4 separate regions of the Mus musculus genome follow, and all the other regions are linked to region 2. Evidence: chromatin loops called from intact Hi-C (ENCODE). Cell type or tissue: left cerebral cortex. All regions are shown on one strand. Links, peaks and the distances in the headings refer to the core of each region. The heading gives the core; the rest is flanking DNA. Region 1 overlaps Plppr4 (phospholipid phosphatase related 4). Region 2 has its middle 75 kb from the start of 1700061I17Rik. Region 3 holds the start of Plppr5 (phospholipid phosphatase related 5). Region 4 has its middle 78 kb from the start of Plppr4.

What was found. A loop is a pair of places that touch in the nucleus more often than their neighbours do. Peaks named below come from ENCODE experiments on the same cell type or tissue, not always from the same donor. Only the 100,000 strongest peaks of a DNase experiment are listed, where the experiment ranks them.
Region 1: it touches region 2 in a loop (2.6-fold over the local background); 4 of 42 quality-filtered maps call a loop at or near these places.
Region 3: a loop joins it to region 2, with 4 times the contacts of the local background. A loop is called at or near these places in 2 of 42 quality-filtered maps.
Region 4: a loop joins it to region 2, with 8 times the contacts of the local background. A loop is called at or near these places in 15 of 42 quality-filtered maps.

The regions. Positions count from the first base shown.
Region 1 is chr3:117,351,217-117,356,216 of GRCm38, forward strand. All of the region lies in intron 1 of Plppr4 (phospholipid phosphatase related 4), which reads right to left. Among named protein-coding and RNA genes, the nearest start is that of Plppr4, 7.2 kb to the right of the region's middle. In left cerebral cortex, for the core only: no CTCF peak of the experiment used is centred there; a DNase peak (open chromatin) is centred at 2,915.
Region 2 is chr3:117,148,179-117,156,550 of GRCm38, forward strand. No RefSeq gene overlaps it. Among named protein-coding and RNA genes, the nearest start is that of 1700061I17Rik, 75 kb to the left of the region's middle. In left cerebral cortex, for the core only: a CTCF peak has its summit at 4,947 (motif pointing right); DNase peaks (open chromatin) are centred at 5,040 and 5,779; H3K27ac peaks cover 516 bases.
Region 3 is chr3:117,570,199-117,578,570 of GRCm38, forward strand. It overlaps Plppr5 (phospholipid phosphatase related 5), which reads left to right and starts at 5,029. Exons shown (of 6, transcript NM_029425.3): 1 at 5,029-5,734. The coding sequence starts at 5,498. In left cerebral cortex, for the core only: no CTCF peak of the experiment used is centred there; DNase peaks (open chromatin) are centred at 3,887, 4,647, 4,932, 5,361 and 3 more places; H3K4me3 peaks cover 2,619 bases; H3K27ac peaks cover 2,578 bases.
Region 4 is chr3:117,434,762-117,443,133 of GRCm38, forward strand. No RefSeq gene overlaps it. Among named protein-coding and RNA genes, the nearest start is that of Plppr4, 78 kb to the left of the region's middle. In left cerebral cortex, for the core only: a CTCF peak has its summit at 4,189 (motif pointing left); a DNase peak (open chromatin) is centred at 4,147.

The DNA.
Region 1 (5,000 bases), core at 1-5,000, 200 kb after region 2:
GGTGTTTTGTTCCCACTTCTAAGGAGGGGCATAGTGTCCACACTTCAGTCTTCATTCTTCTTGAGTTTCATGTGTTTAGCAAATTGTATCTTATATCTTGGGTATCCTAGGTTTTGGGCTAATATCCACTTATCAGTGAGTACATATTGTGTGAGTTCCTTTGTGAATGTGTTACCTCACTCAGGATGATGCCCTCCAGGTCCATCCATTTGGCTAGGAATTTCATAAATTCATTCTTTTTAATAGCTGAGTAGTACTCCATTGTGTAGATGTACCACATTTTCTGTATCCATTCCTCTGTTGAGGGGCATCTGGGTTCTTTCCAGCTTCTGGCTATTATAAATAAGGCTGCTATGAACATAGTGGAGCATGTGTCCTTCTTACCAGTTGGGGCATCTTCTGGATATATGCCCAGGAGAGGTATTGCTGGATCCTCCGGTAGTACTATGGATCACAGGGCTCCCAATGGAAGAGCTAGAGAAAGTACCCAAGGAACTAAAGGGATCTGCAACCCTATAGATGAAACAACATTATGAACTAACCAGTACCCCGGAGCTCTTGACTCTAGCTGCATATGTATCAAAAGATGGCCTAGTCGGCCATCATTGGAAAGAGAGGCCCATTGGACACGCAAACTTTATATGCCCCAGTACAGGGGAACGCCAGAGCCAAAAAGGGGGAGTGGGTGGGTAGGGGAGTGGGGGTGGGTGGGTATGGGGGACTTTTGGTATAGCATTGGAAATGTAAATGAGCTAAATACCTAATAAAAAATGGGAAAAAAATGGAAGCATGGTGGAAGAGAAGGTGGAAAGACTGGGGAGCCACATGTTGAGGACAGAGGGGACTACTGGGAAATAGTGTCTTCTAGACATTACAGGGCCACTCAGTCATGAGCTCCCAGCAGCTGCTGTTCCCTGCTGATTAAGATCAAGCCTATCAACCAACGTCCCAGCATGAATAGAGGAATTCACAAGCTCCTAGCTGAGGAAGTATTGAATGTTGATGGCCACTAATTGAGGGTTAACCTATTTGCTTCAGGGTTGCAGACCCCTACTCCCTGGACTCAGTATGCTACTTTTTAAAAAGGAGAGATGGTACGAAATTGTTAAGGGGATGTGGAAGATGGCTAGAAGGAGCTAGAGTGAGGAGTAGTGGGGTTGGACATTATCAAAGCTCATTATATTCATTTGTCAAATCCTCAAAATAACAAATGTTTAGGATAAGAATTCTAAAAATCATAAAAACCAGAAAAGAAACCTACGACAGAAGTTAGGAGACCTTTCTCTTGTTATGTATTAAATATATATATATGTATATATATATATATATATATATATATATATATATATACATATATATAGTTAACTTTAACTTTTTAAAACAGTTTTTTTACACACGACAGAACTACATCAGATGTTTTTGGGTTATGTAGCCAATTCTGTAATGAGAGTACTTAATTCTGTAATTTGTACAAGACTGTTTGTGAGAGAGCCCAGGCTTTTGTATGTTATAGCATCTACACACTCCAAGGGGACAATTGTTCTGTAAATGACAATTGATAAACATTTCCAGCATTAAAAACAATCCTTATTTCTCAAATGCAAGTCATCTTAGACAATCTGATGACTAAACAGGCCTCCAAGTCTCGCTCATAGGTTAGATCTCCAGTAAGCTCACATGCACTCACTCCTACCTCCAGTTTTCTTAAGATCTCTCTCCTCTAGCTTCACTGTGTATCGATTTGCTACAAGTCATTTATCCAGCCTTATCTCTTTGTGACCCTGTCCTACCCATGCCACTTCCTTTAAACTCAGCTTGAGGGCTTCCCTTCCATCCTGAGCATAGCTTTTCATGAATTTCCACAGGCACCTGATGAACACCATTTGTTCTGGCTAAAAAAGGACATTTTTGCAAGTGCACAATGACCATGGATTTCAAAATATCCATGCCAGAAGGAAATCACTTACCACCAAACAGGAAATAATAGCAGCAAAATTAAACTCAGTAGTGTAATACACAGAAAAATTTATTCTTCTGCTTTGGCAAACTCTCAACCAGACTTACTTAATCGCATGCCCTCTAGTACCATGAAGCTCGTTGAATCAAAGGCAGGCTCATCTCTTTAATTTACTTCGTCGCTAAATCCAGCATTGTTACTGGAAGTATGCATGGTGTAACATGGTACAGTCATAGCGTGTGAGCAAAACTGGGCCTGATTCAAATCTTGGCTTCATCCTTTTACTCTAATGTCTCTGCAAAGATATTTGTCTCTGAGCTACCATTTTCATATTTAAAATGCAAAGATAATAATGCCTTGTTAGCAGCTAGGCATATTTCTAACACTTGGGAATCCAAGGTCCCAATATGAGGCAAGCTTAGGATAGAAACTGAAATCTGGTTACAAGAAACAAAAACAGAAACAAAAACCACCCAACCAACCAAACAAACAAAAAAACAACAACAACAAAAAAAAACAAAACAAGACAAAACAAAAAACACTCAAGCCAACAAGAACAAACTACCTCCTTTGTGTAATGGTTCTGAGGATGGATGATAATGTAACCAGAGCTTCTGCCACATAAAATACACTTGAAATTTACTAAATTTTATTATTATTATTAAGATCATTGTCACCACCATTATCAACAACACTATCATTATAACTCTCTTTGAAGCCAACAGAAAAGAACTAATACTTTCCTGATATAAAAAATGTAGGACATTTACTCATGGAGAAAAGATAGAGATTGTGCCTTTGAAGAGAGAGAGGAGAAGTCACTAACAGAGAGTTGTGTGCTTGAAACTTGCTGTTGGAGAAGTGTCCTCATTTAACCCTATCTCTAGGACTTGGAAATCTATTCTCTTCTTTCCTACTTTCCTACTTTGCATCAATTTGTGGATTGTAACCAACTGGGGAGGGGTGATTTGCCAGCTCATCGCACTTGGCAGAGTCTAGAAGAGTTTTTTGAGGAGACTATCTCTATCTGGTTTAGAAAAGATGGAAAAAGTCACAGTTACTATTTTGGTACGTGGAAAATCAGTGATGTTGTGATACTATTTTTCTTGCTGATATTAATGTTCATGTAAAATGAAAATAAACTATATTTTACAGAAAGATGAAATAAGCTATGTAAACTTGACAAAACGATGATCTGGAATATGGAAATGTTGTGGATTCATATTAAAGTTAAGATACAAATATCTTGAAAAATTTCTCCAAAGAAATAATTTTATTTACCTTTAGGTTAAAAGGCCTGGGTTATATGTTTCTGACTCTGTTTTATATTTTCTCACACCACCAATGTGTCTGGGTGCAGAGTTTTGAGCGTGTGCATGAATTTACATAAAACAAAAGATTGTGGTCTTATCTTTATATGTATCCCCTTAAAATACATTAAACATTTCTTCCTCTTCTACAGGTAAGCATTATCTCACAGATTGAAAAATATGCTACAAAGCTGAACAATGTTAAAATAAAAAGAAATCTGTTTCTTATTTATTCCCTTATTTCCCTTTCATAATTTCCATTTGGGGACTTTACAAATGGTTTATTATTTACATGACATGTTGAATGACCTTGAAGTACTGTGACTAATGAGAAAAGATTATGTGCCTGAGCATAGGGGGTTGTTATAGGGCTGTGCATAAAGGGGATCCACCCGGACTGCCAGCTTCAGGGGATGTAAGACTCAGTGATTAAGCCTGGACAGCCTTTGGCTGGTGCTAGCTAGCTAGCTATGCTCCCAGCTGCAGTCACCAAAACAGGAGAGACAGGTATCACTTGGAGAAGGCTTTGCAAACTAAAATTCAAGCACATATTAGCCTACTTTTGGTTTAATATAATACTACATTGGATGTCTTCTTGTTTAAGGGTCTGGTCTATCCATAGGCGGTCTTTCTTTTCTCATGTTGAAAAGTGGAAAACTGAATTATCCAATTAATCAATAAAGTAGGGTGCTATTCTAGAAGCCATCTTGCTTTGCAATTTACCACAGGATGTTACTGCCAACCATGAACATTTTTATCAGCAAAACAGAAGACAAAAGAAAACAACAATAACAATGATGACGATGACGATGACGATGACAACAACATCCTTCCCATTAACTTACTGTCAAGCATGATTGTGAACCAGGACAGGTTTGCTTGAACTTAGAAGCTAACCAGTGTGACTTGTGCTCACAGGATTATAGAGGTGCTTTGCCAGAGTAAGTGGGCTGGATCATCTCTGTTCCTTGACTAACCTGGGGACACTAGCTGCTGGCTGGTGAGAGAGTGTGGCGTGTGCACACTGTCTGCTAAGTGTTTGTGCTGAGCGTCTTCCAGCTGAGGACAGCTGAGCTGAGGATGCAGGTCTCTCCCACCTCTGAGAATGTGCTCACACCTTACCGTAGCTTCCTGCTTTGTTGTTGCTGGTTTGTCTGCTTGTTTTCTTTATGAGTCGGGGTCTAAGATATGTTGCTAAGGCTGGCTTCAAACTCCTTGGCCCAAGGGATCACCTCAGCCCATCCTCCGAGGTGCCATCTTCTTGCTCTTAACAGAGAAGAAGCAGAAGGAGTAACTGCCTGTGTGTGTATTCTCTCTGTAAGTGGCATGTACCAGTCTGTGATGCTGAACATGAAGTTTGATTTGGTACCCACTCTGTCTCAAATTTTGCTTTATAAGCTTGGCTATGTTATTTAATTTCTATCTATTTCTTTTTAAAAATCTAGACAACAATGTCCTCTTTTATTGAAAATGACATTTATTTATTTATTCATTGTGTTTGTATGTATGCATGCATGCATGCATGTATGTATATATGTGTGTGCATATGTATGAATGTATGCATTTATGTATATATGCATGTATGTATGTTGTACATTTTGATACAGAGGTAAAAGGGCAACATGTGGGAGTGAGTCTATCCTCTCCTTCTAACCCTCCTACCATGTTGGTGGCAGGTACTGAAGTTAGGTCACTGGGCTTGAGCCACCCCACCGACTCAATGGCTTTTTTTT
Region 2 (8,372 bases), core at 2,078-7,077:
GGAATCATGGAAGTGGCTCAAAAGCTGTATCTGCTCTAGATAACCAGGAAATTCACACCAGCAAACATAACGCAAATTATAGCAAACAAGTACTGTAAATATAGGATGAACATTTTCCTGTTTTAATAGAGATGCTGTCTTTCTTAGTAATTTTTCTGTGGCTGTGATAAAATACCCCTGTATAAACAACTGAAGGAAGGAGATGTTTATTTTGGTTCATAATTCCAGAGAACAGTCAGTCAGGGCCAGGAAGCAAAGCCAGAGTCATGAAGGCACAGTGGTAGGAGCAGGACACACTTTGTATACATCTGCACTTAGGAAGCAGTGATGTGATAAATGGATGTTGCTGCTCAGTTTCTTGTCCGTGTTTATGCATGTAGTATTCCAGTCAACAATCAGTACCATCCACAGAGAGTCGCCTCACCTCAAATACTAATCAAGGTAACCCCTGTAGGTATGCCCAGAGCCCATGTCCAAAGTGACTCTACATCTCATTAAGTTGTAACTGAGGTTAAGCATCATACTATCCACACTTTAATCTAAGATACTTAATGTAACAACAACAGCACCCTTAGGATGTGCAACTTTGGTACCTACCCAAATCAGTGTTCTATTGCTGTGAAGAGACAACATGACCACAGGAGCTTTTATAAAGGAAAGCACTTAATTGGGGTGGGTTTACAGTTTCAGAGATTTAGTCTATCACCATCATGGTAGGAAGCATGGCAGCATGGTGACATGCTGCAAATGGTGCTGGAGAAGGAGCTGAGAGTTCTACATCTTGATCAGCAGACAGCAAAAGGAGACTATGAGTCACACTGGGCATAGCTTGAGCATAGGAGACCTCAAAATCCTCCCCCACAGTGACACAGTTTCTCCAAGGCCACATCTACTCCAACAAGGCCACACCTCCTAATAGTGCCACTCCTTATGGGCCAAGCACTCAAATATATGAGTCTATGGGGGCTATTCCTACTTAAACCACCATAGTTCCTAGTGATAAAAAAATGCTTTTCTAGATATTAAGATTTTAAGAATGTTGTATCATTTGAGAACCTCATAGAAACAATGTTGGGTACTAGAGGTTAGTAAAACAACTCTTGTTCATCTAGTTCATCATGTTCTTTCAGGAAAAAGTGTCACCCAAGGGCTTCTCTTCTTATGTATAACAACACTGCTTGTCCACCTTTGAAATATTTTCGGTTACCTTTGTATGTCATATTCTATTTAGGGAAACTTCAAATGTTTTCCTTCCTCTTTTGCCATTTCCCCAAATGGCATGCTAGCTCTCTTTTTTATATTTCTAACATTTAAAATTGAAGATTAAATTAAACTTTAAACAAGATTAAACTTCAAATTGAAATTCATTAAAACAAATCCGAATTTTAAATGAAGTTGAAATTCAATTAAATAAAATGCTTAAATGAAATTAAATGTAGATTTAAAATTTAAATTCATCCAAAAAAGAAGCAGAATTAGTTAAAAGGAGTTAACTCCTTTAAAGGAGTTAGGTTACCTTACCTGATTTGAAGTAATTTAGAAATTTGATTCTCTGTGAACACCCAACAGCGAAAAGAAATGGCTGCCATGGAGGTAGACCAGTGCTGCTCTAAGCAAATGCAGAGACCCTTTCTCCCTTCCTTTCTTCCACTGGTACCTGTCCTTACTGTCATCACTAGGACAAGCTCACCATCACCTTACATCAGCACTACTGATCCATGCCAACATCTCACTACTCTTGCCACCACCCCTACTCCTGCGCTGCTAGACCAGGTTTTTACCATTTGGGCCTCTAGTACTGGAACGACGTCCCACCAGCTTCCTTAATTCTGTACAGTCATTCTAAACAAAAAGGAAACTTTAGCCCCACCCCCAAGTTTTAGCATATTTGGGTATTTCTGTACTCTTGTTTTTTTAGTCTTCACTTTCCAATTCAAAGAATTCTGTTATTAAAGGGAGACATTTTTAGAGGCTCATTTATTATTACAAATAAAAAGTGCCATGTTATTTGTCGTAAACTGAAAAATTAAAACCTGTGACAATAAAACTTTATTACTTGATTCATGCATGTAAAAAAACAAAAAAGAAAAAAAACAAAAAAGAAAAGAAATGGCTACCATGGACCAAATGTGAAGATGTGACAAATCATCACAAATTGAATTGTTTAATATCATAAGTGATAACAGATGAGTGTTACAGTCATCTTTATAGAAAATAATATCTTAAGAAGCAATGCAAGTCAGTATGATTAGTTATTCCTGTGTGAAATCTAAGAATTCATTTGCCACCTGTGGACTATGTCATATGCAGGCACCCCATGAAAATATTCCTTATAAAATCTTCACAACTATTTTTGCTAGCTAAGTGTATTTTATGGGTTGCTACTCAAGGAATGACCATTTCATTTATTTATTTATTTATTTATTTATTTATTTATTTATTTATTTATTTATGTGATTTTATTTGCTTGTCTGCCATCACAAAACTTCCATAAATAGTATTCTAATATTTAACTTTGTGCTAGATAGATGATCCTGCTCCTTCCTTTTTTTGTGTGTGCATGTTTATATGGTGCATTTGTGTGTGTGCACACACACGTGTGGACGTTGATGCACAGCATACACAAATGTAGCATGTGAAGGCCAACGGTGATGCTTCCCCCAGCTTTGATCATTCTCCATCCTGTATCTTGAGGAAAGCCTTCTCACCTGAACTCAGATTCAGATAGTCTAACCAGCCAACCTTGCCAGCAGTCTCCCCAGTTGAGATCCCAATTGTATCCTCATCCACGTGCTGCAAGTGGTGTACCCACTGAGCCATCTCCTCATCCTTTCAGCTGCCTTTAATGGAATGACTGTTCACTCCTTTATAACTCTTGTGTCTTAATCTTCTCTGGCTGAGAGCATTTGTTTCTCAGACATACATATCCATTCCTAGATGCCTCAGAAACTCCCTACATCCAGTCAAGATTCTCAAGATGAGTAGGCAGTCTTCTCACCCCTCCCTTCACCATTTATAGAATCTGATGGTCCTTGAAGTTCTTTTTAGGATATGGTACCACAACCCGTCCAGCGAGCTAAGACCACCCGTCTTAGAAATACTTGACATTTCTTTCTCTATCTCTAAACTCAGTCTGTCACCTGTCACTGGTTTTTCTACTCATTTTCCAGTCATCTTCATCATTTGTCCCCATGGCCAACATTCTAGTCCACGCCACCACTATCTTTTGTGGAAGCAGTTGCAATCATCTACTTTATTGTTTACTTTATAGGCAGGGAAGATCAAATATTCACACTTAAAAGTGTAGAATGGACATTGGTACTGAATTAGCAAACCATAAATGCATGAAAATTAATAAAAGCATTATACTTTGTCTCATTTATTCTGTTTTCTTAATATTTAGATAGCTAATATTTTTAAAAGCAAGCAGGCATGTTAGTCCCTTACTAATACCCCTTTAATGGCTTCCCATTGCTTTTAACACTTACATTCACAACATGGCCTCTAGGTTCTGGTCCCTACATGCTTTTCTAGATTCTTTAGCCATGGTTTCTAACTTTTCTGGCCCTGGAATGTTTCAGGCCACCGCACTCTCTAGAGTTTTTTCTTATGGACTTGCCCATGCACCTTTCTATGCATACCTCAGCATCCATTGTCTATGAAACACTTTTTATTTCTTAAAAAAAGAAAGAAAATAGATTATTTTTAGAGCAATTTGATGTTCTTTGCAACATTGAGAGGACAACTAGCCTCCCTGACTTCTCCTTCCTTAGTAGAGCTCTGCCTGCTTCATCTACTTTTGCTGTTGACTCTAAGTCCCACATTCTCTTCCTTCAAATATTATCTACATTCTATTGAGCCCTGCTAATTATGATCAAAGTGTGCCATTGTCTGGATAGCTTTCTTAGCTCTGTGCAAAATGGGGAACCCCCTTTACCATCAGGGCTTCTTCTTCTCTGACCTTATCTGGGGAGCCCCAAATCCCTACATCCTCTACCCACAGAATGTCATTTAGCTTTGGTGAGATTACATGTTCAGCTTCCTTTCTCCTGACAAGAGCCTGCTAGCAAGCATCTGAGATTCCTGGAATGCCTCTCCATGCAAACAAGGCACTCACAGAACTTTAAAACTCTAGCTGTTGATTTTTTTTACCCTGAAAACTCTCCTTCCCATTCTCTCAGGTCCATATATACTCTTGAATAAACAACCCACTCTGAGTAAAGAAATATGCACAAGCTAAGATCTTCTAGTCTCAGAGAGATGTTTCATTGAAGATCATCGGAGAAGGCCTTTGCTTAAAAGAGCTGTAACTCCAGGATACTCCCAGAAGGCCTTATTCCAGTCTTTTTTCTTGCCCCTTGCACTCACTCCGAATTGGAACAGGATCCTGCTGAACTCCATCTATTCTGGACTCTGCTTCCTCTTTTCAGTCTGGTGTGCATCGATGCCTAAGAGGGAGGAAGTGGAGGACATGGAACCACAGCGGACCCCAAAATGGATATCATATACTCCATGCAAGCAACATCTTTGTTGATTCTGCTTATTAGTTTCTTCCCAAGAGCAAATCTAGTATCTGACATACAAGTTGTCTTCGGTAAATAGTCGTCATTCCGTTTGAATGGCGTATATCATAAAATCCTGTACAGTCTCTGGGTAAAACACAGATAATCACCATTACACGGGTTTAAAGGCCTAAAACAAAAGTTATCCCATTTCTGCCTGAGCCATTCAGTATTGTGTGCTTATGACCACCCTTTTCCGACCACTCCTAAACCAAGCCACAGACATTGCACTAAGTTCACACAGTGACTACAATTATTTTGTTAGTAACTATAAAAAGTGATCTATATTTCCCCATTGTAGTGTGTTTATGCTCAGTCATTCTGCAATGCTTAGTTTCCTGAAACTGGATTTGCAATAACTATTATGTGTATTTGCCACAAGGTGGCAGAGACAGATAAACATTCCATTCGGCTGGTCTATTTTGAAGATATTTGACAAAACAGTTTTTTTTTCCCTCCAGTTTCCCTTTTCATTTGCTATTCAATTTAAAGTACTCCATGTAGGCCCCCTTCCTGCAGAGTATGTCTTTCAAAGCACAGGCAGTTTGCATAAAATTGAAGCACGAAATGATTTGTCATTTCAGTACATTAGGTAATTTTACTGTGCCAACAATGACACAAGCCTGCAGTACATTGCTCACTGGAAGCATCATAGCATCATAGCTTCATTCCACTTTTGCCCTATTCTCACTTCCCCTCTGTCCACACACACATGTGTCCACACACATGCATGCTGGCTGAGAGAAAAGGAGCCATTTAGAGGGCAGAACCATTTAGGGAATATTAGGGGATTAATGTTACAAAAAAAATGACAACTGACTTTTCATAGAATACATTTCTGCAAAGTGGGCATACCTAATATTTTCCTGTCTGTTGTGAATTAAACATATTCACCTTCACCCCGAGTGAGAGAAACACATGGTGTCTATTTTAGCCTTGTCCTTATAAGTAGTTTGGCTGGAATTTATGTTAGTGATCTAAATATTTGACTGACCCCGTGTTATTCATTATTTTACTATTTTCTTCTCTGTAACTGAAGAAAAAGCCCATTAAATTTAGAGTTGAATTTTAAAAATGTTAAGCTTAGAGATAATGATAATGAGATGACTTATGTGTGAACAGATGCTTTAGTTAGTGAGAAGTTTAGAAGAAAAAGTTATTTTTAGAAAAGAATTAGCAGCAGGGAGCATGAGTGGAGTTGCTGATTGTGGTCAGGATCCCTGAAAAGGACCAGAGATGAATCATCTGCCATGGATGTTGGACATTCAAGATACTGCATAGTCTCCACCCAAATTTCTATTGCTCATTTTTTTCCTGATATCTTCTCCCAGCCTATATTCTGTTTCCCTATTTCCTCTTGCTTTTATACATCTCTATGTCTTTGCCCTTGCTTGTTTTGTAACTCTGGGGTAATTCCTCCTTCTGACATTTCCATTTGTTTCCAGGAGGTGTAAATAAGTGGGCATAGCTGACATTCTCCCCTGTCTTAAACTTATGGAAGGTACTATTAATAGATTTTATGATTAACTTCATTCCCAAAAATATCTAGTCTTGATGTCCTCACCCGAAATATCTGTAAGATCTCAAATCCCAATGCCAATTAATTACAGCTGGTGTATGAGATGTTTTGCATTTTGGTAACTAAGCCCAATTGGTAGCTGAAGTAAGACTAGAATTGAGCAGCTTTGGAGAATGTAGTTTTTATTTGAATATGTATGAATATAACTATATATACATACATATAGTTAGATATACATAACTATATATTAAATATATATAACTATATACATACATTATACATGTATATATAACTATATATGACATATATAACTATATATAGCTAACTATATATAGTTACATGTGACATATATAGTTATTATATACATAATATACATTGTATTCCTGTAATAGAATATAGGGGAAAAGAAAGACATCTTGTCTAAATGTGGCTGTACAAGGAAAGTCATTTAGTCTGAGGGTAAGAAAATGATATAACTTGAAACATCATATGATCTTATCACATACTTATACAACATATATATATAACTAAAGCTGAATTGGAATATTAATCTGTAAGCACCATGGGAGAGATATGTTTGTTTCTCACTGTACCCCAACATTCAGTCAAGGGGCCAAGATGTGACAGGTTCTCTGTAATGGTGTCTGACAATGAATAATGGCCAGTTGCAAATATTACATTTCATGCCATAGCATTTCTCCATCACATGAGATAGACTTGAACTATAAGTTGGTTACTGTTCTGCACGAAGGGTCCCAGAGAATTGAAATGGGAAGTTACCCTTGAATAACAACTTCGTATAAGGCATCAACGCAAAGACACAAGCAGCAGGACATGGAGAAATCTATAAGGGGATTTTCTGCTCTGTTTTGCTTCAAAGCATTGAAGAATCCTGTAACTCAAAGAAAAATGGAAAATGTTACCATGTGTCGATTTACATGCTCAGGTCTGTAAGTCACAGGTCAATTCCTCTTTGCAGTGGAATCCTAAGCTAAACATAGGAGACTAAGAAGTCCCATTCTCCTGGCCACAGAAACCGCGAGTAATTTAAAGCCTTAAAACTTTAATTAATTCTATCACAATATGATAGCAGTATGAGGATGGGGGGTGGAGGTTTGAGGATGGGAATTCAAGGTCATCCTCTATCTTGAATATATAGCAAGTCCAAGACAGCGCGGGCTACATGAGGCCCTGCCCAGAAAGAGACAGAGTAAGATGGCATGAGTCAGAGGGAGTGCGAGCAAGGCATGAGTGTGAGTAAGAAAGGGAGGGGTGGAGGCTGGATATGTGTGAATCAATCAAGTCCTTGGCAGCTAATTCCTGATGCCTGCTACATAGAGTCTCCCTTAGACTTTCTCTGCCTGAGTTGTTCATTAGGTCATTGTACCATGGCAGCAGAGTTGTGTTTCGTGATATTGTAGTCACTGGCTACACATGGAAATGCACACCCAAAGTATGAGTGGTGCAAGTCAGAAACTGAGTTTGTAAATCTATTTAAAACAAATAATTGAAATTTACATTTCAGTAGGTGCATGGGCCCAGAGGCTACTGAATTAAAAAGCACAGGGCTAGAAGGATAAATGTTTAATGAAGGTGCTGGAATTTTTGAGATGAGCTGCTGCTGATTTAGATCAAGAAAGCGATGGAAACTAGGGAGACGTTGAAGAGCCATAGCAGGGAGAATTTTTATAAAATAGCGAGCTGAGCGTATCCTCTATGTTGGGCTCCAAGCAGGGAGTTTCATGGCTATTTCAGGGACTGCTTACAACAGCTCTGAAAGTGAAGGTTTTATTTCATGTTGTAAGCAAAACATCAAACATCGAAATGTCCACAGTAGAAATCTGGTTAAGATATATTCATCTTATTTTAATAGTTTGCTCTGAAATTTGAGTATGTAAAAGAATTATGGGTGTAACCATGAATGTGTAGTTGAGTCAAGATTAAGGTTAGAATAAATGAATGAATGAGTGAATGAATGACTGCTGAATATAAATATTTGTATGGAATGCTATTCCTCATATATAAGACTAGCATTAACTCTTTTTTTTTTTTTGAGACAGGGTCTCACTATGTAGGACTGATTGGCTTGGAACTCACTATGTAGACCAGGATGGCTTGAAACTCACAGAGATCCACCTACCTCTGTTCCCTGAGTCCTAGGATCAAAGGCATGTATCACCATGCTCGGTCTGATTTTGTTTTTTGAAAAAGGTCTCAACTTTCTTGCTTAGACACTCCTCCCCCCCCAAAGTTCTGAGACTATAGGCATGTGCTACCATGCTCAGCTCACA
Region 3 (8,372 bases), core at 1,665-6,664, 420 kb after region 2:
CTGCATTCCAGGCTGGCTGACTAGGCTGGCTTCCTGGGGATTCTCCAGACTGCCTCATGCCTATATGCAGAATTTCTGGACTTACAGAGGTGTGGCACTGAAGTTAGCACTTTTTTAAAGATAGGTTCCAGGAATTGAACTCATATTGCCAGATTTGTGAGCAAGTAATTTAACCACTGAGCCATCATGCCAACTCAGGACACAGATTTTGTTAGAGATTATACTAAAAAATAAAAATCAATCAATCAATCAATGACTAAATGAATTTTTAAAAATGCTGGATAATTTGTTTAAAAACTAACAAACAAAACCCAACAACGACTGGAGGGGGGGTTTCTTCAAATACCTTGGGTCTTCTTTTTCTTTTTCTCTTTCTCTTTCTCTTTCTCTTCCTCTTCTTCTTCATCTTCCTCTTCCTTTTCCTTTTCCTTTTCCCTTTTCACTGTGATAATATCTACTGATGACTACTTCCTAGAGAGCCCAAAAATGGTTCTCCTCAAGGACCATTAATTCTGCCAACTCCCTCCACTTTCCTGAAGTGATAGGATAGAGCCACTCTTAGTTTGCCTGTCTTCTGAAATATGATGAGCAAAATATTAGCATTCAAACTACTCTCTTTATGTGAGGCTCCAGAGAGTGCAGAGTCTAGTTATAAACAAGTCAGACCTTTAACTTGTCAGGATTATAAACCTTGATAATTCCAAATTTAAAAACTGCTAGTAGTTGCTATGGTCCAGATATGGAAGAAGGAATCATTCTGAATGTCTACCATCTGCTATGTTCCCTTGTCAATCATTTTCCCAGCACATACAATGACAAGCAGAGGAGCTCCAATTAGCATTCACATCTTTATTTTTGAACATAGACATGCAAATATCACCAGCTCAATTTGACCCACATCCCTGGCTTCACTGCTAAAGAAGCCTCTGTTTCTCCAAGTATTTGAAGGATTTGTGATTTAGCTTGGGATGGTCCTCATTAATCACAGCACACATAATGACTTTCAGGTATTCTCTAGGAGCATGAAGCAAAGACAGCTCAGCAGGGCTTTAGGCTGGAATTTACCCAAACGGATCAATGAAGATTTTGCTGGTGTTACCACGGCTGGATCATATTGGTGTGGTAAAGAATAAAAGTTGTAGCGCTAGCCTTTCATTGTCATGAGTGGCCTTGGCTCTGTATTATATTTAGGTGAAGAATGCAAGGTTATCAACAATTTTGGAAGCTGTAGAAACTGTGACACTGAAATGACATGGCCAGGACCCTGTTCTCATGGCTTCACAGAGAAAAGATACTAACGCAGAATGGCAGCATCCCTGATCCTCGGGCTAAAGTGTTGATACTTCAAGTTGTCACATCCTTATGTCCATTTTCTTTAAGCTGTTTTAAGCTATTCTCAGGGAATCTGAATACCTTGACATGCCCCCTGGGATCTTAGATCTATGGATTTATACCTAACAATGTGTATCTTAATGCTTAAAACATACAGCAAATAATCTCACACTTAAAGCCTGGGAAATGGAGCACCCAGAATTAATCTGAGTAATTGTGAGTTGAAATCAGAGATGGAAAAACATGTAGAACTGACTTAGATGAGGCCGTCTGTACAACTGATTGTGTGTATTTTCTAATTCAGACTTTCCCAAGGAATTAATATTTATGAAGCATTTTGTAAATATAAGCCTTTCAACATCTGTGCAGTTATGATTTGTAAGCTGAATTTTACAGAAGAGCAAATGGACCCAGAGAAGCTCAGTCATTTTCAGGGATACACAGTGAATATGACCAGCATGTCTCAGTTAACGCTTGCCAACTTAATAGTTTGAGTTTCCGTAACACAGAAGGATTCAGTTTAGGGCATATTAACTATTTCTACTCTTTCCCAGCAGTCACATTTTCTAAACTATTTTGCCTCTTTTGGACAAGTCTATTAATTTCATACATGCACTATCAGGGGAAAAGGTAGTTTCAGCAAAGAAGTATATAGTTTGTTTATAGTAACCATGTTGAAAGTAAAGATTTGAGATACTGGGAATGCAGAGAACTCGAATAATTAAAATACAGTCACAGTATAAGGCACCTTAAAGACATCTTGGCAGCCTCAGTTGGAAACAACCAACTATTGGTCTAGTCAGAAGCACCTGCCCTTTGAGATAAAGATTGTGTTGCAGTTAGAACATCAAAGAAGACACACACATCACCATTCTAGCATCTTCTCTTGAGAAAGCAGCTATCTCCCTGACAAGTACTGGACCTCCTTCTCTGAGGATGCACTCTTCTGTGATGTTGGTCATGAGAAGTCAAGGATGAAATTGCGAATACTCAAGACTTTTTTGATGTGTCTTTCATGATGTCATGATTTGGGTTTATAGTGCACTTATTTTTAAAATAATATTTATTTATTCATTTGTTCGTTTGTTTGTTTACATCCCAAATGCTGTCCCCTTCCAGTTCCCCTCCACAAGGGACCCCTAGATATTCCCCTACCCTGGTGCATCAAGTGTCTGCAGGATTAGGCACATCTGCTCCCACTGAGGCAGCTCTGTTGGAAAGTGGGTTCCACAGTCAGGCTACAGTTGGAGGGGCAGCTCTTGCTCCCATTGTTGGGGGAGGGGTGCTCGTGGAGCTGCATATCTACATGTGTGCCATGGGTGTTGGTCCAGCCTGTGAATGCTATAGAGCATTTTTAAGGACCAAATTTCATGAACCGTTCCTTATTCCATTCCTCCTTCCCTGGTTCCAAGAGGATGTTGCCACCCCTACCCTCAACACCACCAGGCCTCCCCACTCCCAGGAACCGCAAGTCTCTGGAGAGTTAGGTGCATCTTCTCTCACTGAGGCCAGACCAGGCAGTCCTCTGCTGTGTATGTGTCTGGAGCCTCATATCAGCTTGTGCATGCTGCCTGGTTGGTGGCTCAATGTCTGAGAGATCTCAGCAGTCCAGGTTAGTTGGGACTGCTCATTTTCCTATGGGGTCGCCCTTCTCCTCAGCTTCTTCCAGTCTTTCCCTAATTTAACCACAGGGTTCCCAGTCTTCTGTCCATTGGTTATGTGTAGGTATCTGAGTCTGACTAATCTTTGGTCCGGGCCACTTGGAGAGCAGCCATGCTAGACTCCTTTTCTTATTCTATTTTTGCTCTAGTCTCAGGAGCATTTCCATCAATATATATGCTAATATTTAAGATTCTTCATTAGAGTGAAGTCATCTCACTTTTCAGTCCCGAATCTCCTCAAACATCACTCCCTCAAGTCTGGCAATATAAACCTGGGCTTTGTTGTTTAAAGGAGGAACACTTTATTTTCAAGAGTGGTCCCTACTTAGCCCCACGTGTAACCTCTTGTGTTCTTCACAGTTCACAAATCCTGCTATGTATGGAAGGTAAAGTTCTTTCCTGGGTTTTCTGTTTATTTGTGGTTTTCTTTCTACATACGATTCTAAAATCTCAGGAAAATATCTGGATTTTGTATGTTAGTTGCTGAAAAAAAACATAGAAATAAGGATTTACTATTTTACATGTTCATATCTTCTTTGGAAGACAGGCAATCCTCAATCTCCCCCTCTCCCCCCAACTACACAGGATCCTCAAAATAAAATCTCACGATTACTTCAGCTCTAACCCTTGTCCATTAGAAGGCTGCTTCAGTAACAGAGAAGCTAGTTGCTAACAATCTTAAAGGAGCCAGGATTGGATATTCTGTATCTTTCCAGAAAGTACCTTGGGTTCTCAAAGTTGAACCGGGAGAGTCTATTCACTCACTTTTCATTTGCCACATAACTCACAAATACCCAGTCTTTGCCTGCCCATGGCTATGCTCTTTGTTCCTGTTCTTAGTCTTAGTTCCTGAAGTCTTACATCCTGAATCTTTCGAGTGGCCACATTTTCATACAGTGGTAGCTCACTCACATACATTACTTCTACCGGCCAAAGTTGCCTGCCACACACATCACTAAGAGTGCTCTGAAATAATTAGTTGTTAAATGATATTCTTGATTACATGGTGGCCCATCTCACACCTATTTAATATTCAAGAAATTCAGTGCTGTTACCATCCCATCCTCAAAATCAGTGATTTGCCTAATCAAAACTGTCGTTTTGGGTTTATGTTGTATTTTCTTGTTGATAAAGGCCCACCTCCAAAAGCCACCATGTTACAGCCTATTAGATGTATGAACATCCCAGAAATCCTGGTAAGTAATTCCAGATTCTAAGGAAAAGAGCAGAGCTCTTAAGGTTATTTTTCTCTCCTTATCTTCTGCACATGCTTTTTTCTCTGCCTGGTGTGAGCAGGGTCAGGGTAACTTGAAGATATTGCTTGGGTGCAGAGCTTACGAGTCATTGCAGGATGGGCTCTGCATACATATAGCTCCTAAGCTACTTAAATATCCACGCACACGCGTGGACATCTACGTAAGACTGCATTGTGTGTGCTTGTGCTATGACTCTGTGTGGGTCTTCTGACCTCAGAGGAATCCCTGCAATTCCCTGAACTCTGGAAATAGCAAGATGAGGCACATAGTTCTTTCCCTGTCCTTGGTGACTGGTACCCCTGGGTCCCAAGAATCTGCAATGCCTCATCTCCCAAGCAGCTAATCAGAGGAGACTGTGAAGATGAGAAAGGCTATACGTGGAACCAACCAGGAAAGAGCCGGTTTGCCCAAGATGATGCCTCTAAAGCTAGGAACCTTGAATCTGTTGATTTACTTACAAAGCCTTGGGAAACTGGAAGGGAGGCAAAGCCACCCAGAATCTAAAATCCTCTGAGATAATTTCTGTCATCGCCTTGGAAGCCACACTGCTCTGGCTGCTCTCCAGCGCTGGAGGGGTCACAGAGTCCAGGCAGTGCTGTGAGCAGAGACAGAGACTGCAATTCGGCGGCGCCACCCGGACACTTTGCGTTCCGGTGGGCTTTGCGCTCTGAAGATGTGTCCCCGCACCTTCTTCCCAGGCGCTGTGCGGGAGGTCTGAAACAGCCCAGCTGGTGACTCGAAAGGGAGTTTCTAGAAGCTCCATCTCTGCTGCCTCCCCTCCCCTTCAGATTTGGAATTTTACCCTCTCCAGGCAGCTGCTCCAGCTATACAACATCCGCCCGCCCTCCGAGGGGACGAGGTGCCACCGACGCCGCTTGCCTCGGGCCGGTCCGAGGGCTTGACCACAGTGCCGCGGTGTCGCGGATGCTCCCGAGCTGGGGCTGGGGACTCCCCGCCCTTGCGCGCGACCCCGCGGCCGGGCAGGCGGCGCTTGCAGCGGGCAGGGGGCGGGCAGGGCAGATGGGACTCGTCCGGGGGTAGCCTCCTCCTCTGCATCCTGCCCGCGCATCCCGAAGCCCAGTCGCATCCTCCGCCTCTGCCTCGGCGGCTGCCAGCCTCCGCCTCGCGCCACCTCGGCCTGCCGCCGCCCCCGCCGCCGCGCCCCCGGTGGCTGTGCCTCGGCGGAGCCCGGAGGGGGCCTGTGGCGCGTCGACCGCCCGCTCGGCTCGGCTTGGCCAGGAGGCGTGCATGCCCCTGCTGCCCGTGGCGCTCATCAGCAGCATGCTCTATTTCCAGATGGTGATCATGGCAGGGACGGTGATGCTGGCTTACTACTTCGAATACACAGACACGTTCACTGTGAACGTGCAGGGATTCTTCTGCCACGACAGCGCCTACCGTAAGCCCTACCCGGGCCCAGAGGACAGCAGCGCGGTGCCCCCGGTGCTCCTCTACTCGCTGGCCGCTGGCGTCCCGGTGCTTGTGGTAAGCTCCGGGCTGCTAGCCCTCTCTTGCCTTCAGCAGGTTGAGACTCAGCCGGGAGGACCAGGCAATACCAGCCTTCACCATCTAAGTTCCTCTAACTTGGTGGCAGTCCTCTTCCCCCAGAGGACATTCTTCTGGGGAGCATGGGGGTGGGTGAGAAGAAAGCACCCCTGTCTCTCCAAACCACCCCTGCACCCTCTGCTTGAGCCTGCAGGCTGGGTGGCTCAAAGACGGGGAATAGACCTGCAGAAGGTGTAGGGTGGGTGGCAGAGATAGGAAGGGAGTGAGCCTCTGAAACAAATAGACTTGGTCCCTTCTGTGGTCCTGTCTAACGGGTCTTGGTTCTGAATTTTGGTAGGAAGGGAAGCAGCAGCTTGGGGTGGGGTAAAGGAATCAGATGCTGGGATGGGGAAGTGACCCCAGTCAGCTGAGGCTGGGGTACATGCTCCTGTTTTATCTGCCTCCTTTCCTTCCTGATGAAAAGAGTCTGATGCATTAGGCCGAAGATCGGCTCACAAGTATCTAAAAATGTCTTTGGGCATCTGTAAAAGAAGAAGCCTCAGCAACAGGACTTTGCTGAAAAGCAGGAGCAGAGGAACCTGCAGCACAAGAGCACTTTAGATTTATTTAAAGGCTATCCTCTCCTTGGACTACACTAGCACTAGCACTAGCACGTCCTCTCTTCCTCGCTGGATTTAAAGTTTCTCTCCTCCCTCTTCTCTGCCTGTAGGTCTTTCTGCCTCTCTCTCTCACTCTCTCCTTTCCTAGTGTGTGTGTGTGTGTGTGTGTGTGTGTGTGTGTGTGTGTGTGTGCATGTGTGGTGAGACAGGGAGAAACAGAGAGGCAGAGACAAAGAGAGAGACAGAAAGACAGAGAGAGGGAGAGAGGGAGAGGCAGAGAAAGAGACAGAGACATGACAAGACTATGTAAGACTATATAGAATGGTCTCACACACAGGGGATGTAACTCTTGAGCTAATAATTACATCACAATATACATATATGAACACAATCCAAAGATTTTGTTTTGTTTTGTTTTGTTTTTTGTTTTGTTTTGTTTCTTGGTGGCAGATGAGTGATGTTTCTTTGGAGACCAACCTCACTACGGTTCCTTTACATTGACAAAATATCTGAGGTTCCCTTCCCATGATGCTCCATCTTCTTTCTTTCTTCCCTCTCTCCCACTCACCACAGAAGGAATAGGAAGTGAAGTTAGAGAATGAAAGGGAAGGCAAGGGAACTTGGGCTTTTATTTTCCATAGCTGAACTGGGGAATCCCGATAAGTGTATCGGCTTCATTCATTCTTAAAAGTCTTTTCTCCCCTAGTCAGGGAAGTGATTTAAGAAATTTCAAAATGAAAAGTTCTTACCACAAAACTGGAATAATATAAACAAAGCGAGCAAGTTCTTGCTAGCTTCTAAGTAACTCTGTTTCTCATACACAGAATGATTTCAACCTCAGCTTGAGGGTGATGGTTGGGGGGGGGCGGTGTTAAGACTTCCTTGTCCTCAAAAGCCTTTACTTTGTTATTGTTTTTGACACTGGATTTGCTAAAATGTGTCAGAAATCCTCAATGCAGTTTCAAGCTCCAGTTCTCTCCCTCCCAGTTTGAAAAGTTGCCAGAGCAAAAGCTGGCCTAGTTTCTGGGGACTTTTGCCTCTGCAGCTTCTGTGTTTTCAGGCACATGCTTTCTAGGAGACTAAATAGCTCAGAGATTTTTTTTTTTTGATTTTTTTTTTAAAGGAAAATGCCTACTGCTTTGGGGTCATTGATTTATTTGCAACCACAATCAGTAAATTCTGTGACTTTTATTTCGGTAATGGCCATTCAGTGTCTTCAATGAGATAGTGCTTGTGAGTCTCGAACCAACTATCCTTGGTGGCAGGTGCCAGTTTAGAGTTGAGGGCACATTGGTCCAAGATTTTGGTGATTCCTCGCTTAGAGGAGACCTAGGGAGAACCTAAGAAGGGGAAGGGAGCTAACCACTGAGTGGAACTGAGCTGTTTCAGTCACGTGCATGGAAGGAACAGCCTTTCAGGAGATCTTACCTTGCCTTACGGTAAGAGGAAACATGTCATGACTGGAAACATCATGAAATGACAGCAAAAGGTAGATCTATCTGGTGTTCATATATCCAGAGGACTAGTGCCAAGTGCCAAGTACCAAGCTCCTGCTACACCCAAAGAACATCCCTGAAAGATGGGAGCTGCCTGCTGGGCCTGAAGTGCAGTGACAGAAAACGTAGAAATTGGTGAAAGGGAGGCTCCAACTTGGCTTTCTTCTTTTGACCATTAGTTCTCAGATATGTATGAATAGATTTAAGACTCAATGTGAAGAGAAGGAAGTGTTGAGTTTTGGTTGACTGGACTCTGTTTCATTCTCTGCTCACAGGAACGGTGCATTCTGTTAGGACGTGATAAGCCAAAACAGCAGTGGCAGCTGTTTTTGCTCCATTCTTGTCAAGAACATGGCCTTAAGCATAGCATACCCGTTTCTCTGGAGAATAGCATCAACATCAGCAATACCCAACCAAAGGGGAATTAGTACTTTATTTTTGGATACTTGAGAATATCCTCCACACACCAATGGGGGAACCCAGTAATGTTTGTATCATCTCTGAGATCCGCTCATATTATTT
Region 4 (8,372 bases), core at 2,097-7,096, 290 kb after region 2:
ATGGTGCTGTGAGCCAAAGCCTATTAACTAATTTACTGCTACACACACACACACACACACACACACACACACCCCTTCAGACCCTTCAGTAAGTTGTCTTCTGTATCAGTCCTTACATTTGATCACCATCACAGTTTGTCTTAGAGTGTTACCACATTCCCATTTACCTCAGCCTATGAACAGCAAGCAAGCAACTGTCCTAGTCTTTGGGAACCCACCCATGCTTGTAAAATTAGAATCCTCTCCAAGAATTTTCCAACCAAATTAAGACATTTTAAAACAGCATTTAATCTTTATTTGATGCTAGAAATAAAAATTCAAAACCAAGCCCATATTTGCTTTTTAATCCAGGAGAGGTAGCCTAGTCCTGCAGAGACACTATGTGCTAGGGTGGGTTGGTACCCAGGGAGGCCTCAACCTCCTCCGAGGAGAAGGGTATTGGGGGATGGGGACAGGGACTGTGTGAGTGGGGTCTGTGATCAGTATATGGAGTAGATAAATAGATAAATTGATGGGAAAAAAGAGAGAACAAATGTGGCAAAGAAAGGAGGACAAGGCCCACGGACAGAATGTGAGGGACTAAGAAGAGAGAAGAGCTAAGGGAACGATGAAAACATGCAAGTGATTGGGGCCTTCCCCCGTGTCCTCATGGCTTCCCCCGCCCCCACTTAGGCAGCAGTTCAGTTTGAGATAAGCCAAGGCACTTAGGATGAATGTCCGTCCTTTAGTTTTAGTCATTTGCTTCCCCACCTGCTTTCCAGGTCTTGGTATGTCCATCTGTCTGTCCTTAAGTTGTGCCTGTGGGACTGCCAGGTGTTCTCTTTACACTTTCAGAAGTTGTCTCCGTTCCTCAGGTACAGTCTCACGTTTTCTTCTGGGAGTTACTGCTGCCCAGATCTGTGCTAGCACAGGGGTTCTCTTGGGAAGCAGAGTGTTCAGGGGCCACTTCCACTCAGCATTGTCGCCAGGTCTATTGGTGCTGCTGGGATGCACTGGGCAAATGCAAGAAGTGGATTTGGGTGTCCTGTTATGAGCAGGAGAATAATACTCTCTCTCATTTTCTTTTTAACATTTTTTAAAATTAGAAAACAGTTTTTTTTTTCTAGTGAAGTGTCTACTTAACCTTGCTTTTTTTGAAAAAAACATTTTAAAACTTTTTTTCTTTTTCTTTTTTTTTTTTTTTAATTTTTGCCTTCTGCTAAAATTGAAGCACAGTTTTTACCAGAGACAATACCTAGCAACACGAGTTATACTATGAACCTACCCCTCGAAGCTCCTTTGTGATCATATGTATGGGTTTTTCTGGGAAATACCACAGTCTTTTAGATACCTGGACCATGCAGGGAAATGTTTGCCAAGTTAATCAGATTTATTATGTATACATAATCCTAGGCTAGTCTGAGAACAAACTCTATTATTAAACCTCTCAAATATTTGATTCCTGGGTGAGAGTGATAATGTTTCCCAATGTTATTTACTTTTATTTTTAAATTATGTGTATATGTGTGTATGTATATGTGCATGTGAGCTCAGGTGCCCTGCAGGAGAAGGCATTAAGGATTAAGTATCCTTGGAGCTGGAATTACGTGCGATTATGATCTGTCCAATATGGGTGCTGAGAACCAAACGAATCCTTCATAATAGTGGTACAGGCTATAGCCACTGAGCAATCTCTTCACCTCTTTAAAATTAATTTTGTATTGTCATCACCCATAGAAGCTTAGAAAATAGAAATTCGGTGACCTTAGCACCTAAGCAAACACTTTCTAGATTTTCTGCCAAAGCATAAAACTAAACAAAATAAAACAAACAACAAACAAACAAAACCCCCAAAAAGCTTTGCCTACATACTTGAAAGAAATATTGGTAAACCAAAATACTCAAAATCTATGAAAAGACTTCTAAAATTCAAAAGTAGAGAAATAAAAATGGTTTTAAATAGACAATAGACAATAGAAAATATCTTGACACTCACCAAAGGTGTTAGAGATAAGAAATTAGCACATTTGAAACAAATGCAAATACTCAGAAGTCGGGGAGACAGCTCAGTAGTAAGAACTCTTGATAACAAACAAAGGGCCTGCATCCGCAGGACACACACAAAAGCCATAGTTGGTCAAGAACCATAGTGGGCAAAGTCAACCTCCCATGTTCTGCCTCTCTGCTTAATGAGAAAGCATAATTATGTACTCCCAGGCAGGGTGAAACCAAGCACATTTTTGCCCTTTTAATGAAATGGCATGCTATTACAACCTTTTAGAAAGTCTTTTAGATACCTGGACCCTCTTCCCTCTTGATACCATCCTTTGAAATGTTTATAGTCCTAGTTCAATTAAGTCTTCATGTTCAGGATTTCATGAAATAACACAAAATTGAATCCATTCACATGTGCATATGATGTGCACATGTGTTCAACGCTTGTATTCACGTATGTGGAGGCCAGTGGACAATTGTGATTTTCATTCCTCAGGCACTCCCTGAATTAATTTCTTTTTAAAGGAACCACTGGCATGGTTGTCAGGGAACTTCTGCTGGCTGTTGAATGAGCCCCAGCGATAGACTCATCTGACTCTCCCTCCCCAGGGCTGAGATTACGAACAACCACTACAGGCTCTTTGTAATGTGGGTTCTGGGGTATCTATTCTGCAGATCCTCACATCTGCAAAGCAAACATCGTCTGCACTGAGCCACTACCCTAGCCTGGTGGGATGGCTATTTTTGGTTGTCAACATGACAACATCTGGAATTAACTAAACCCCCAGTGGCTGGGCACATCTCTGAGGGGTTTTGACTGGGAAGATCTACTTCACCTCTGGGTCTTTGAAATGTGAAGATCCACCTTTAGTCCGGGCCACACCTTCTGCAATCAGCATGTGTAAAGAACGTGGAAGAAGGACGCTTGCTTGCCCTCTTTACCTGCTCGCTCTCACTGGCATTAGAGCCTACTTCCTGTCTACTGGAGTCTCTGTTCTGCTAGAGAACCCAGACTAATGCACCCTATTAATGAATTAAAGAAGCAACACAATTGGTCTCCACTCACCATTTCAATTATTTTAATGTATCCTGTATCCTAATATACAGAAAACCTCTTCCTCTTCTTCCTCCTCCTCGTCCTCTTTCTCCTCCACTTCTGCTTCTGCCCTGTTTCTGCTTTTTCTGTTTCTTCTCCTCCTCTTTCTCCTCCTTCTCTTTCTCCTACTCATCCTTTTCCTCTTCCTCCTCCTCTTCTTCCTCCTCTTCCTCCCCCTCTTCCTTCTTCCTCCCTCCTCCCTCCCCCCCCTCTTTCTTTCTTCTCACCTTGGATATTTTGAAGTCCTAAAAAAATTTAAACACTCCCTGCAGGAGAGAGGTAAGCTGGGTCCTACAACCTTCCTCAAATGGCAAGTGAACAATCTCAGTACTGTTTTTCCAAAGAGGAAAAGGATCTCTCAGGCTGCAGACTAGGGTATCACAGGACCCCTAGGAAGTCACTACATGTTCTGGACCATCTGCTCAAAATCTAATTGCTAATGGATGAACAGCTTTTGTTTTCTTTTGACCCACAAATACAGCAAGTCTTAAGAGGGGACCAAGCTAGGATTTTTGAGACTGTCCGGGACAAAGCAAAAGAGAATAGCAATAACTCCAGTACATAGGGGCACATATATCTTTTCATTTACATGGAAATTATGTGAAACCTTTTCAAATCCGTGCTTCTCCATCCATCAATAACTTAGCTTCAGTAATCAGAATCAAATTTTAATTTCTTTTAAAAAATGAATAACAGTCACGATTCATATATATATATATATATATATATTCTCTCCAAAATACATTTATATGTATTCTCTCCAAAAAAGATGATGCTGTCTCTTTAATTGTGCTTGGAGCCGAAAAGGTTGTCATGGAGATGGGAATCTGTGCTAGGCTGCTCCACTTCCCTGGCCTTGTTCTGAGCCTGAAGTGGAAGGTTCTATTGTTAGGGTGGGATTCAACATCTGCTAATCGAACCTGTTTTTAATTTTTAAACACATTCTTGTTCCTGTTGGTATCTATTCTCTCATGAAAACAATGCAGATGCTGAACCGACGATAATAAAAAGGATTTAGATTGACATGCCTTCTGTTTGTGATTGCTGCAGACCACACAAAGATGGTGTCCTGCAGATACACGGTTACCCACCATAGTTTGGAGACGTCTGCCACCTCGTGGTAGCAGTCGGAAATGCTGAATAACACTGAATCGTAGAAATTAGGAAGTAGAAAAACACCGACCACCCCAGTAAATACACTCTTCCCTTTTGTCAGCTGTAGCACAGTTCTGATTTTCCAATAATAATTGTTAGTTTTGGAAAACAGTGTTTTTCTATTTGTTGATTTCATTTAATATTTGCAATTTTTGACAATAACACTATTTATGTCTGTATTTTTTGTTTTAACAGCAAACACATCTATAGTGATGCTGATTTTAGTGTCTGATGCTCCTTTTTCCTTCATCCTTTCCATTTGGTTGAGATATATACTGCTATCCTTTTCTGACTCAGTTTTTGCCTTACTGTTTGTTTAGTGTCTAGTTGCTTGTATCGTTTTTTTCTAGTTTCTTTGCATTTCATTTGAAGTTCTTAAGTTTCTTCATAAGTCCCCTTACACCTGCATATTATTCTGTATGTTTTCATCTGGACATGACTTTACATGCTTTATGTATTTTGGTATGATCTTTATCATTTATTTCCAAGCATTGAAAAATTGTTATCAAAGATACCTTTTCTAGTGGGGATATTATTTTTAAACACATAGAAAATACTAAAGTTTCTTCTCACTTGTTGTTACCTATTTATTTTTCATTAATTCTTTCTGCAGAGAATAGGCCTGTGAGCAGTGTTTACTCCTTGGAGTGTTTCTTCACACCGTTACCTGGATGCTCAGATCCCATGTCAGCCAAACGCTTGCCAGTTCTTTTCTTCCTGTGCTCCTCTATGCAGAATACCTTGCCCTCTCGTATTCTCACAACATTTTGGACTTTTAAAAGTGACAATCCTGATTCCATTATATTCTAAGCATGTGTGTGTTTGTGGTGTGTGTGTGTTGTTGTTGTTGTGTGTCTGTGGTGTGTGTGTCTGTTTGTGGTGTGTGTGTGTGTGTATGTGTGTATGGTGTGTGCGGTGTGTGTGTGGTGTGTGTGGTGTGTGTGTGTAGTGTGTGCTGTGTGTGTGTGTGGTGTGTGGTGTGTGTGTGTGTGTGGTGTGTGTGTGTGTGGTGTGTGGTGTGTGTGGTGTGTATGGTGTGGTGTGGTGTGGTGTGTGTGTGTGTGTGTGTGTGTGTGTGTGTGTGTATACTTCCTTCCCTCAGAGTAATGCTATTACTCTTATCCTCTGTTGTATTTTTTTTAAGACGACTAATTCTCTGCCTTCCACCTTTGAGCCACCTCTTGAACACTCAGCTGTGATTTCTCTTTTTCTTGTTTTTCCTCAGCAGGATGTGACTCCTGCTGCAGGCTTTTTGGACAGGTAGCTTCTTCTGCTTTGAATATTACTCTTTTCTTCCTGTCCTACCTCCTAGCTCATCACTTGGGTTTCAGTTCGGCTGTCTCCTGAGGGAGATTTTCACCTAGTGGACAAAGTGATGTGTGTTCACTTTGGAACACTCCCATTCCCATGTACATCTTGTTTTCTGATTGTCAATTACTTGGGTGATTACTCTGTTCATGTCTGTCTTGTCTAGTAGTAAGGGAAGGCTTTAGTGACCGAGCACAATCAGCTGCTAACAGAACCCTTTCTCCCCTCCCCCTCCCGAGCACAATCAGCTGATAACAGAACCCTTTCTCCCCTCCCCCTCCCGAGCACAATCAGCTGATAACAGAACCCTTTCTCCCCTCCCCCTCTTTTCTTCTAGTCCCCTCCTTCCTCACCTCTCCATTATCTCCAGAAGATTTGTGTAAGCTTCTGGTGTGGTTTTTCACATTTTACCTTTATCCACAAAACATATAAAGTGCTGTAAGCAAGGGCAAAGAGAGCACAACTAGCAGGGTGCAGGGCAGGGTGGTACACCCCTTTAATGCCAGGGCACTAGAGGCAGAGGCAGGCTGACCTCTGTGAATTTGAGGCCAGTTCAGTGTAAGTAGTGAGTTTCAGGACAACCAGGACTATGTAGAGACACCTTGTCTCAAAAATAGGATAGGATAGGATAGGATAGGATAGGATAGGATAGGATAGGACAGGACAGGACAGGACAGGACAGGACAGGACAGGACAGGACAGGACAGGACAGAACAGAACAGAACAGAATAGAAAAGAAAAGAAAAACAGAAAAAAGTTAAACAACAACAACAACAAGCAAAGGAACAACAACAAGAACAAGAAGCATGGGCTTTGAAGCCATGGCGTTTCTTAAGTTCTGAGCTTGTGCTGATAGAGCTCTTAAGAACTGTGGTCTCCATACATGTAAGATGAGTAACAAAGCTGCTGCATGATGCAGTTACAGAAATTAGTGTATTCTCACTACTGCTTTTTTTTTTCCAAATCATCTTTGTTTACCATTGGCAAGCATCTGCTATGTGATGTGGTTATGCACATAAATAAGACACGGAGCTGGCTCTCAAGTAGACTTGTGTCTGAGTTCAAAACAGAGATGCATGATCAAATTAGAGGTTTGGGTAGTCCACAGGCACAGAAAGCAGTAAGAACTGGATCTTGTTTTGCTGGAAGAGGATGAAGGATAAAGAGGCGGCATGTTTGTATTCTTGTTCCATACCCTAACACACTTCCCAGGCTACAGCTTGTCTCTTCTCAGTCAACAAATGTGATTTGGGGCTTGTCTTTTAATCTCTCTGTGCCTCAGTAGTAGCAGTGGTAGCCAAAGTTTACAAATCACTTAATACATCACAGACTTTCTTCTCACTGCTTTTACTTGGCTTAGTTCTCTTACTCCTTACAACAATCACAGTTCAAGAAGAGGAGCTAAGGATGGCTAAAAGAGACAGCAACAGTGACTATGTTGTCTGATGGTGCCGAAATAATAAAAACATCCGACCTGGAACTCAAACCCTGACAATCGAGCTCCACAGTCATGTCCTTCAGCAGACCTGAGTTTAGCACGTTCACAACGACAGCAATGACAATAGCTGTATGGCTACCATCTCACACATGACATCATCTGCTATAAAGGATGCTTCTGTAAACTTGGCTGTTAACATTATCAACCAACTGCAGTTATTGAAAATATCTGCTTACTTGATTTTTGAAATCTAATTAGTGCTCTGGGGAATATTTCAAATTCTTGTCTCTCTGGTTTTCACCAAGAGATGTAGGCAGATCACTAGCAGCAGGCAGAGCTTTGGTCTGGTATGAGCCCTCTTGTGGAAAAACGTAAGAATTCAGGGCAGCGGCTTTACCTGACTAAGGATTGTGGGAGAGAATCTTTTCAATTTCAATGCAAAGAAATCTGGCTACTAATAATCTGGCATCATCTACAGTTTCACTGAACACAGAAAACATTTCATCGATGACTTGGAATATAAAATTAGACAGGTAAAATGCTCAGTGCTACAAACATTAAAAAGCAAGACCACCAGGCAACGGAAATATATTTATAAGCTGCAGCCAAGCAGTTTGCATGCCTCCAAAGATAACCTAAATCAAGCAATTACATTACAAGGAAATTTCAGAGGTAAAAATGCTGGTTACCTAAAGAAAACAATTCAACATTAGCATTTTGTATGACATAACAATAATAGGCTTTACATTGCATCATTTATTTGTGTTTTTTAAAAAGGCAAGTTTGATTAAGGGATTAACCTTGGACAACGAACCCTCAAAAAACACCTCAAATGTGCTGAAATGTTGAGAGGCTCTTAAATTAATTAAAAGTAGGAACTGATTAAATATTAGCATCTGGATGAATCATTTATTGGGAGATCCTATTGTGAGAGTTTAATGCATGTCTTGTATTGGTGAATGATTCCCCTGGTGACAGATATTTACTTCTTTGCCTCTAACACTGTCTGGTTTGGTGTTGCAGAAATGTACATAGTAGGACTTTTTCTCTACTTTCCTTTATAAAAATAGTGCTGCTATTTACTCTCACAGTGAGGTACACCTGCATTTTCTGTCTCTTTCTTTTGAATCAGAAATGCACTTAGCCACGTGGTTTCTTCTTATTCTTTGCCCATTCCCAATATGAAAAGGGTATGTATGAATAATAATAGTTCCTATGTGAAAATACCCATCAAAAGCTCCTTCAATTACGAGCTTCCTATTTAAGAAATTTCCAAGCCGCATCAGTTGAACTTGGAAGAGCTTAGCATATTAGCTTCTAATCAAGATGGCAGTCTGCAGAAGAAGAAATCAGAGAAACTAAGGTGCTCCTGAGCCTAGAACAGAGATAGAACCCAGATGT